Regions from separate parts of the Mus musculus genome. Here region 2 is linked to region 1. A link is a loop called in an ENCODE intact Hi-C map of the cell type or tissue named here. Cell type or tissue: heart. All regions are shown on one strand.

Region 1 (5,000 bases):
TCAGCTGCCAAATCAAAGTCAGTTTATCAGTGAGCACCCGCCAGACCGCGGCTCTGGCGGCAGCCTGTGTGCCCTCCCCACTCAGCTTCCTCTTTGAAATGCTCTTTTCTAAGAACTGAGAATAAGCAACCTAGGCCGTGACTTCACTTTTCTCGGAACTGCTTTACATTATATATATTTTAAAAATTCGAAACCATCACTTAGCTGGTTTTGGATCGCCTGAGTTCCCTAATTCTTTCTGTTGCATGTTCTTGTAAAGCTGAAGTTTTACCGCAAAATTCTGCAGGAGGGGAAAGAAGGGCTGTGTGAAATAGGGGAGTGTCTGACTGCCGTGTTTTTGTTGGCTTGTGTGTGATTTAATGATTAAAGAGAAAAAGAAACCAGAGGATATGCTGTGCGGAGTCGGGGATCAGCTCTGAGTTCTGTCTGTCTGGCCAGCCAGGGTTGATGCTGGGTACCTTCTCCAGTTTGCTGATCAGCTAGCTGACTCTTGAAAGGATAAGCGGGAGCCTGGGTATGGGGGTGCACACCTGTAATCCTGACATTCTGGAGGTGAAGGCCACTCAGGGCCATAATGTGGGTTCCAGGTCCTTTGTTGACAAGCCCCTATGTAAAGAGGAAGAGGGTGGTCAAGGGCCGTGTATGGTGTGGAGTGCTTGTTTGGCATCAACAAAACCCTGAGTTTGATCCTCGAATCTCAGCACTAAGGAATTGGAGAATCAGAAGTTCAAAGTCGCCACGGGCTACATAGCAAGCCTGGGCCAACCTGGGCTACAGGAGACACTGTCTTGTTTTTGTTTTTGTTTTTGTTTTGTTCTTTTGTTTTTCAAGACAGGGTTTCTCTGTATAGCCCTGGTGGCTGTCCTGGAACTCACTTTATAGACCAGGCTGGCCTTGAACTCAGAAATCAGCCTGCCTCTGCCTCCCGAGTGCTGGGATTAAAGGCATGCACCACAGGAGACACTGTCTTAAGACAAAACAAAACAAAACAAAACAAACAAAAACAGGTTTGAGGACAGCCAAGGCTACACATAGAAACCCTGTCTCGAAAAACTGAAAAGTAAAAAACAGGATGGGGGAGAAGGAGTGGATATGCCTTTAGTCACAGTTAGCCACAATGACCTACATCAAGCAAATAGCTTTGAGCCTGTGTCTGAAGACACCGTTCAGGGGCTCCCACCTTGTCACACTGTGGGCTAGTTCTGGTTCCACCATCCCCTGCCTGACCTGGGGTTTGAAGGTCAGCCTTCAAGGTGGAGACTTCGAGGTGGTTCTTCCTTCAAAGGATGCTGCTGGTAGGCTCTTGGGAAATGGAGTTTGCCACCCCTCCTTCTGAGTGGGGAGGTCTCAAGGTTGTTTTAGAATCCTTGCTTGGCATCTCTGTCCTCCGGGGACTCACATCACACACACACACACACACACACACACACACACACACACACACACACACACACACACACACAGAGTAAGCTGTAGGAGTTTCAGGTTGAAGACAGAAGCCACAGAGTAAAGGCACAGTGCTCAGGAGCCTTGGCATTTGAGGGCTTTAAAGCTTCTATTTAGTTAGCTAGTTGTGTGTGTGTGTGTGTGTGTGTGTGTGTGTGTGTGTGTGTAGGTGGACATTTGCTGTGGCATGGGTGTATAAATCAGAGGATAAATTGTGGGTGTTGATTTTTGATTTCTACCGGGTGGGATGCAAGGTTCAAACTCAGGTCTTTGGGCTCGGTGCTAAGTGCCTTTATCCTCAGAGCCATCTTGTTGGCCTGGGTTTGAGTTTTTATTGTTATTGTGATTTTAGTTTGTTTGTATTTTGTTACTTTTTAAGATTTATGTGTGTGTGTGTGCCCCGTGCATAAGCATGAGGTACTGTGTGAAGGTAGAGGACTGCTTTCGGTAAACCATTCTCCCCACTGTGGGTCCAGAGAACTGAGTGTACTGCATTTGACCCCTACAGCAAGTGTTTTTACCCACTGAGCCCATTTGTGAGGCAGTTTCTCATAGCTCATGTCGTCCTGATGACCTTGGCAATCCTCCTGAACCCTGGATCACAGCTGTGCTCTTCTGCCTGGTTCTTACGTGCTGGAGATTAACCCAGAGCTTTATGCATGGTGGGCAGACACCCCGCCAACTGAGCTGTGTCTCCAGAGCAGGTTTTTTGTTTTTCCCTTGTTTCTCCTTTTCAGACAGGGTCTCACTACGTAGTCCAAGCTGGCCTTGATTCTCTTCCCTCAGCTCCTGAGGTATGTACTACTGTGCCAGCATTTTGGGTCCCTTGCAGGTGCTGGCATGAAGGCAGGAAAGTACTCTTCAGAGAGGAAAGATCTGGACGTATAAAAGGGCCATGGCAAAGAGTAAGTGCTAGTGTGCCTGGACAGTGACTTCCTCGATAAAGACACCAGCACAATTGCATACTTGGTTTGCGCTGAGCATCCTTTGCCTAAGAGGTGTGTCTGCTCGCCTTGCATTGCCCCAGCAGGCCACAGGGGCAAGTCGTGAGCTAGTAGGTGCCTGGTGGTGTTAGGGACAGTGTTCTTCAGAGCCAGCACCTTAATTCTTCCCTGTTGGCTCCTTGGGACTGCTCTAGAGTGGAGTATAGCACCCCCTGCTGCTTGGCCTGGGTCTGGTCTGAGCCCTAGGGAATGGGATGAGAGCCAGAGATCACAGAATGAAAAGCCACAAAATGAAGCAAAGGAACAAATAGGGCCACAAGAAATTTCACAGCCAACCACCCTGGGAGTTCTGCCCATTGTGGCCAGACAGGTGGGGGCAGAGTGGGGGAAGTTTGGACACCAGATGGGTTTCAATGGACTTGACATTCAACTCTAGTCCCTTTTATTAAGTGACTCACCTTGGGTGAGTCTCTTCATCTTTCTGAGCTCTTTAGGCTTTTTAGGCTGTTTAGGTCACTATGTAGAAGCTTAACTGAAACTCCTGAAGTAGCCCAGGTTATCCTCCAACTTGCAAAGATTGTCCTGCCTCTGCCTCTCAACTGCACCACCATGCCCAACTCTTATTGTTTTTATGAGCTATTATAATTACTATGATTGTTGTTGTTGTTGAGACTTCTCACAATTGTAGCCCTGGCTGGCCTGGAACTCACAGAAATCTGCCTGTCTCTGCTTCTAGCATGCTGGCATTAAAGGCATGCACCACTATGTCTAGTTATAAGCATTTAGAAGTATTTAGCACTTGGGCCTGAACCCAGGGTCATCCCAGGCAAGCACTCAGTCTCTGAGCCATCCCCAGCCCCTCTGCACCGTTTGCTTTCAGATAAGGTCGTACTAACTTCCCTGGGCAGCTGAGTATCTGGGATTGAATCTGAGTCACTAAGCTCTTTATAAGCAACTTCAAATTATTGTGGTTGTCCTCGTTATCATCGGGGACATGATATATATATATCATGAGGACAGGTTGCCAGTGCTTATAGGCAAGCTTACTGACCTGAGTTCATTTCAGGGAACCTACAGAAAGATGGGGGGGGGGAGCTATCCCTGAAAGCTGTCCTCTGACCTCCATATAAGTCAATGGCATGTGTATGCCCTTATATCCACATATAATAATAAATAAAATACAAGTTCAAATGGACAGACTTAGCATTATTATTATGTGCTGGGGATGAAACCTAGGGCTTCCTATATGTAGATGAATGCCCTACCTCGGAACCACATCTCAGCCCTCTGGGCTTATGTCTGACCTCTGTAGAGAAGAATGCCTGGGGTCAGAAAGAGTAAACGACTCTCTACTCTGCTGCTAAGGGAATCCAAGCAGTAGGTGACTTGTTGTTTTGTTTCATTTTGAAACAGGGTTTCTCTGTGTAGCCCTGGCTGTCCTGGAACTCAATCTGTTGACCAGGCTGCCCTCAAACTCAGAGATCGTCCTGCCTCTGCCTCCTGAGTACCCAGATTAAAGGTGTGTGCCACCACACCTGAGTGTGGCCTTTGTCATGAAGCCCCAGTGCCTGCTGGGCCCTGGGTCTGGAGACAATGGGAGGAAGATCCTTGGTTGCTGCACAGCTTGCCTTATCTCTGCTGTATGCATGCAGGCTCAGCTCATCGCAAGAATCACTTCTGAGGCTAAGGAATGTGGCTCAGTTAGTAGAGTACTTGCCTAGTGTGCGTGACGCCCAGGGTTCATTTCCCAGCATTGCATTAAACTGATCATAGTGGTACACACCTGCAGTCTCAGCGCTCAGGAGGTGGAGACAGGGGGATCAGAAGTTCAGGTCACCTTCTGCTCAGTGACTTAGATAGAGGCCAGCCTAGGCTTATAGAAGTCTTTTATTGTTTAAGTTGGAAAAAGTCCATTTTGCAACTAAGATAGTGTTCACAGGTTCTGGTTAGGGTGTCATCACAGGAGAAGAGGGCCATTCTGGCCCCTGGCTGCACAATTATCTCATAGCAAGGTTCCTGAATGCCTCCTCCCACTGTAGCATTAACCCACCTCCCCAGAGGTCATCTAGCTCAACTGAACAAGCAGGGATGTGGTGTGGACAAAGATCAGCCTAAGAAACAGAGGCCCTGTGCTGGGAAATTCAAAGCTACAAACACCTGCTCCTCCCTTCTGGCCAAATTGGGTGAGGAAAGGAAGGGCTTTGAAATCTCATTATTGACTGCACTTACCTACTTCATGCATATGTACATGCAGAGCTAGGAAGGGGGGCAGGAGGACCAGAAGTTTCAGGTCATTCTTGGCTACATTGCAAATTAGAGTTCAGCCTGGAATATATGAGACTATCTCAAAAAGAACAATGTTAGGGAATAGCAGAGTTGGTGATTGCTGTTTGGCTGGAATATTCGACTTTACCAGATGTTCTGGAACACACGTCTGGACTGTCTTGAGCTGTGTAGGATGACAGACTCATGGGGTTGCTGTTCTTGAATGTGGCTTGTGTATCTTGTGGGGTTGCCAGACACAGTGGATAGAATATACAGGCTGCCTTTCACAGGATCAATGGGATAGAAACTGTACCTCCACAGTGGGGAAAGCCAACAGACAGCCTT
Region 2 (5,000 bases), 180 kb before region 1:
CAACATCCTTCCCAACCTTCCTGTATTTGAGAAGCAGCTGGTGGGTTAGACTAGGAGATTCAAGGCTCTGAAAGGTTGCATGCACAGCTCAAAGGTATACTAGTTGCTGCTAGTCTGCCCTCTACAGCTAAGGCAGGGAGAAGTTGGCAGAGAGCTAAAGATTACCTCCCTCCTCAATAACCCTGCCATCCTTATGACAAGACTCTGCTCTAGGTGCATCAGATACCCCTTGGCCAGAAATGAAAGCCAGAGGGTTCTGCTTCAGTATACAGGCTGATGTTCTGGGTCCAGACTCTAGGACCCACTTATAGCTGAAGGCAGGAAACGCAAAACACCTCTGCACCCAGAGAGTGCTACCTGGAGAGGGTCACAGCTTCTCCACTGCACCTGACATCCTGGAAGGGGAAGACAGGCAGTTCAGTATAATTGAATTTTTGTGTTCTGTTAGGTGTAGCCTCAGGCCTGAGAGTACCCATAGCCCCGAGCCATGGGCTCCTCCACAGTGCACTTTGCTGCTAGTCTGTCCTCTACACCCTCTTCTCAAAGAGTAGAAATGATCCCGATCAATACCCACTGACAGTGGCTGGACAGCTGGCTCACTCCACCTCAGCCCTGTATTTACACTAGGATAGAAGCCCATCCTGGTGCTGGGAATTGGAACGCTCTTCCACGCCTTCTCTTTGCTGTATACATGTTTGCCTAGCAAATAATAGCTGAACATACTTCCTTTGTAAAAGACTAAAACCACGCATAGTCTGCTAAAAGGTGAATGTCATCTTCCTCTCCTGCCCAGTGCCTCACCCAGGCTAGCCTGGGGCATGCGGCTCTTGATTCCCCGCCCTTGTATCTGCACACACTCACACCTGTCTTCCCACAGAGCCTGGCCTGCTTGTATCACGGTTGTCACCCCAGCCCTGACATGGGCCTTGCTCTTATTTGCTACTCAGTAAATATTGACCTACTGAATGGCTGCCATTTTTACACAACTAGGACTGTATTCATCGTGTTCTGCAATTTAGTTTTGGCACTTTGAAGTGGGGCTTTCCTGTGTCAGGAACATGGGTGGAGCTTATTGTACTTGACTGCATTCAGTGGAAGTGCCCAGTGTATGATGTCCATTGTGCAAGTACCATGAGCACGGGCATTGTACTGCATCTGGTTACTCAGTGTCTCAGAGGACCTGGAGCGTGAGTGTGAGCCCTGTCGGCAGCTGTATTCCAGCCTGGTGCTTTACTGGAAGGGACTTACCACTGTGCAATTGCTGGGCTGAGTTAGAGCTAGTAGGGACCTTAATGATAGCTCATATCTTGAAAAACTGGCCATCTTTGCCACCTGTGTGACAGAAAAACAGCTTCCATCCAAGAGTCCTCAACTTGAAGCCCTTGTCAAGGGTCAGGAGGTGGCCCAGAGAAGGCTCCTAGCTCAGAGAATGGAGTTGGTTAGAAGGCCAAGACGACTGTCAGGGAGCAGGATTCAGCCTGCCAGGCCCCCCCTCCAAGCCAGTCGGCCCATCAGAGAGGTGCCAGGGAAGACTTCCTGCAGCTGGAATTTCTGCATCCATCACTCCTGTGTCCAGGCCACACAGCTGCAGTCACTCAGATTCCGGCCATCCTTCACACTCAGAATTGCTGTTTAGACATTCCCAGCCCTCCACTCTGTCGGTGTTTATTTTAAAATCATCCAGAAACATGCTTGCAATGTTAGTTAGCTCTGTCAAACTCTCCATTGCATCAGGCAGTAGTACGTCATGTGCATGGGCCCAGGTCCTCAGAAGACTCACTTGAGGAGGACCTGCCTCAGAGGAATGCGCTTCAGAAGCCCTTTGAAAGTCATGGCTGAGGGAAAGCAGTTTGCTGTGTTTGTGGGTTCTCTGAATCAGCTCAGGGGCCACTCAGAGAAGGGATGACAGGCAAGCAAACCACAGTCTTCTGTGACAAATGTCCTCAGGCAGCAAAATGTGATGTTGACAGGCACGGGTACTGCTGCGGAGCCCAGGCTCCACCATGGACCATTCATTGCTACACGTCTTCCAGTAATCCCTCTCCCCAGCCCCCAGAGCAACTGCAGCCCTGGTGCAGTGCGCTTTTAAAGCACCCCACCTCCTCTCTCTGTAAAGCCCTGAGGCAAGCAGTTTTCCCCTCTGTTTATATCTACCACACACACACTGTGAGCTGCTTCTATTAAAAGCAGTCAGAGATTGATAACGGGTGTTAAGAAGGATGTCACTTATTTCACAGGGTGAAAGGGAAGTTGCTGTGGCTTTCAGTAAAAGCTCACAGACCTAGGCCGTGGCAGCATGCTAACCACTGGGGGGCAGTGGAGCTGTGTGCCCCCAGCAGCTTCCTTCCCTGGCACTCCTTGAGTCTTAGGACTCCTCACCTTAGAGGACAGGGAAGGGCACCAAGAAGGAGGCAGATGGAAAGGTAGGGATGAGGGTTCTCTCTATAATGTGACCACCAGCTCAGGGATATGAGGACACATCCTCAGCCTGACCTTGGGGTCCCTTCATTGGAAAATGGGAAAGCTTCATGCACTATACGCCTGAGGCACAGCAGGCCTCTGAGAGGTGTTGCCAGCTGAGACTGGATGGAGGTCTGAGTTCTCCTTCTGAATCACCCCACTTTTCTTCACAGGCCAGGGGTGCTCACTAACTGAGCTGAGCAGAGGTCTCCGATACCATAGGGCTGGTGGGGTGACTTCATCACCCCCCAGCTACCATAGGTTTATTTCGGCATGGGCTTCCCTACCAGCTGGCACTCCCTCTCTGTTTGGGCCTAACGGTCAGGAGCCCTCCATATCCAGGAACTATCAGCTCTTCGAAAAGCATATTCATCTCATCCCCTGGCGAGCAAGGTTCCCAAGGTTTTCCTAAAAGTCATTTTGGAAATGCAGATTTGAGCACAGTTGACTTCAGTTCCTGGCACTTCAACCCTTCCTTCACACCTCTCTGGTTCTTGGCATCATGGTGAGAGCAGAAGTATGGAGCTGGAGTCCGTTAGAGTCTGAGTACCAAGGCTTTGTGTGACCCTGGGTGTCTCTCTGAAACTGTGAGCCTCAGTTGCTACATGTACAAAACAAAATGCTTGTAGAAACTAAACGGTCCATAATATAACCCTGGGTGCATGGCAGCTGTTATGCTAACTGCTGCATCATGGAGTCCTTAGCAGGGGAAGAGTCAGGATATCGGAAGTTCCCCACCTTGCCCTGTCCGGCACAGAGGTCCCTATGAACCATCTTCAATTGGGCCTTCCCTTCGGTCCCATCCTTGAGTTCCCTGCTGAGCATCAGTCTCCTCTTCCTCTTCATCCCTTCACAGCCTTTGCTAGCCCAGATTAGACCTGCTCATTACAGCAGTGAGGAGAAGAGAACAAAGGGGAACACAGGGTAGAAACCAGGAGTAGGGAGACGCCCCACTTCAGCTGAACCAAGTTACACAGGCACACCTGTCTGCTGCCGTCCTGTCAGCTGCTCAGGGGGACAATTCACACAGCGGTGCCTGCCACCAGCAGCCTAAGGAGTTCTGCTCAGGCAAACCAAACCCTTGACTATGCCACAAAAAGGACCTGCAGCAGAGTTATTAAGACAGGGAGAAGGCATACTTAAATGCTGTGGGGGAAGGGAGTTTGACATCCAAGGCACAGGCACAGGCCTTTTGAAAGTCATACTTGGATGTATTTACAATGGACACAAAAGGACATGGCTTTTTAGGTTACATTGTTCCAAGGGTGTAATTTACAACACTGTTTCAAGGAAAAAAACCTGGAAAGTAGACCTTTAAAACCATGTAAAGATCGCATATAAGCCAGTCATTTGTCTTAGTGTAAAGATCCCTCTGGAAGTGAGATGTGTGAGGGGTGAGGACAGTGAACAGAGTTAAACTCAAGGCCACAAGCAGCCTGCCCTAAGTGAGCAAGCTAGGTTTCACTAATGTCCTCCTAGCAGTGTCTTTAGGAAGACAGACACCAACTCTGTAGGCTTTTGAACGGACGCCTTCCCCTTCCCAGGTCCCCTGAATTTCCTATCTTCCTCTACAGCCTCACAGTGAGCCTGGCTAACACATTCTGGCAGGCTAGAGGGCATGCCTGACTAGTAACAGTGCTTTGGGTTTGGTTCTGTTATCATTGTCTAGTTAGTTAGTTAGTTAGTTAGTTAGTTAGTACATAATAGCACTATGTGCCCAGGCTGGCCTCCAATTCTGTATCTTTTTGATAAGTGATGGATGCACAGGTCTGTGTGGCCATGCCTGATTTGCATATGTACCAGTGTTTTTCTCCCCTGCTTCCTTTTTGGAAGTGAACAATGACAAAGTCCTTTCTGTCATATCTAAATGTCTTTTGAAAAAAATCAGTACTTCTGCACCAGGCAGGACACATATCTACACAAACAGCAAAAAGAACATGGCAGGATAGAGTGGAGACCCTCTGAAGGCAAAAATCCCCATGCCTCCAGCTGCTCCAGAAAGGCCATTGCCACAGCCAAGCCAGGTGATGGGTAAGAGAAGCAGTGGCTTGTGGGACACACTTTTCCTGCTGGACTGGGATCTGACGGTAACAGTGACAGGAGAAGTGGTGAGGTGCCTTTGGGTGAAGGCTCCACTGTGCCCACCTGGGGAATATGACAATTGGCTTCTTTTTCATGTGTGAAAGCCTCTATAGTGAGTAGGGCTACCCACGCGTCTCAGCAGTCCCCCATCTCAGCTTTTCTATGACCTCTTGCTAGCTCTGCAGGGCTTGCAGCCCCCTCCATCTTTTTTGTTCGGTTTTTGTTTTTGTTTTTTGAGACAGGGTTTCTCTGTGTAGCCCAGGCTGTCCTGGAACTCACTCTGTAGACCAGGCTGGCCTCGAACTCAGAAATCCGCCTACCTCTGCCTTCTAAGTGCTGGGATTAAAGGTGTGTGCCACCACTGCCTGGCTTCACATCCATCTTAATGACCCACCTTGCTGTGCCAGGAGATGCAAGCTCAGGGCTCAGAGGGAAACAGAGGTGGCGTGAGTCAGGGC

Evidence for each region. Peaks named below come from ENCODE experiments on the same cell type or tissue, not always from the same donor. Only the 100,000 strongest peaks of a DNase experiment are listed, where the experiment ranks them.
Region 2: it touches region 1 in a loop (2.1-fold over the local background); 9 of 42 quality-filtered maps call a loop at or near these places.

Annotation. Positions count from the first base shown.
Region 1 is chr16:10,844,124-10,849,123 of GRCm38, forward strand. No RefSeq gene overlaps it. Among named protein-coding and RNA genes, the nearest start is that of Rmi2, 12 kb to the left of the region's middle. In heart, CTCF peaks have their summits at 2,600 (motif pointing left) and 4,421; DNase peaks (open chromatin) are centred at 2,608 and 4,817; H3K4me3 peaks cover 294 bases; H3K27ac peaks cover 1,004 bases.
Region 2 is chr16:10,663,494-10,668,493 of GRCm38, forward strand. All of the region lies in intron 18 of Clec16a (C-type lectin domain family 16, member A), which reads left to right. It overlaps Gm15558 (a long non-coding RNA gene), which reads right to left. Exons shown (of 5, transcript XR_384655.3): 5 at 4,867-5,000. Among named protein-coding and RNA genes, the nearest start is that of Gm52264, 7.6 kb to the left of the region's middle. In heart, a CTCF peak has its summit at 2,300 (motif pointing right); a DNase peak (open chromatin) is centred at 2,383; H3K27ac peaks cover 2,513 bases.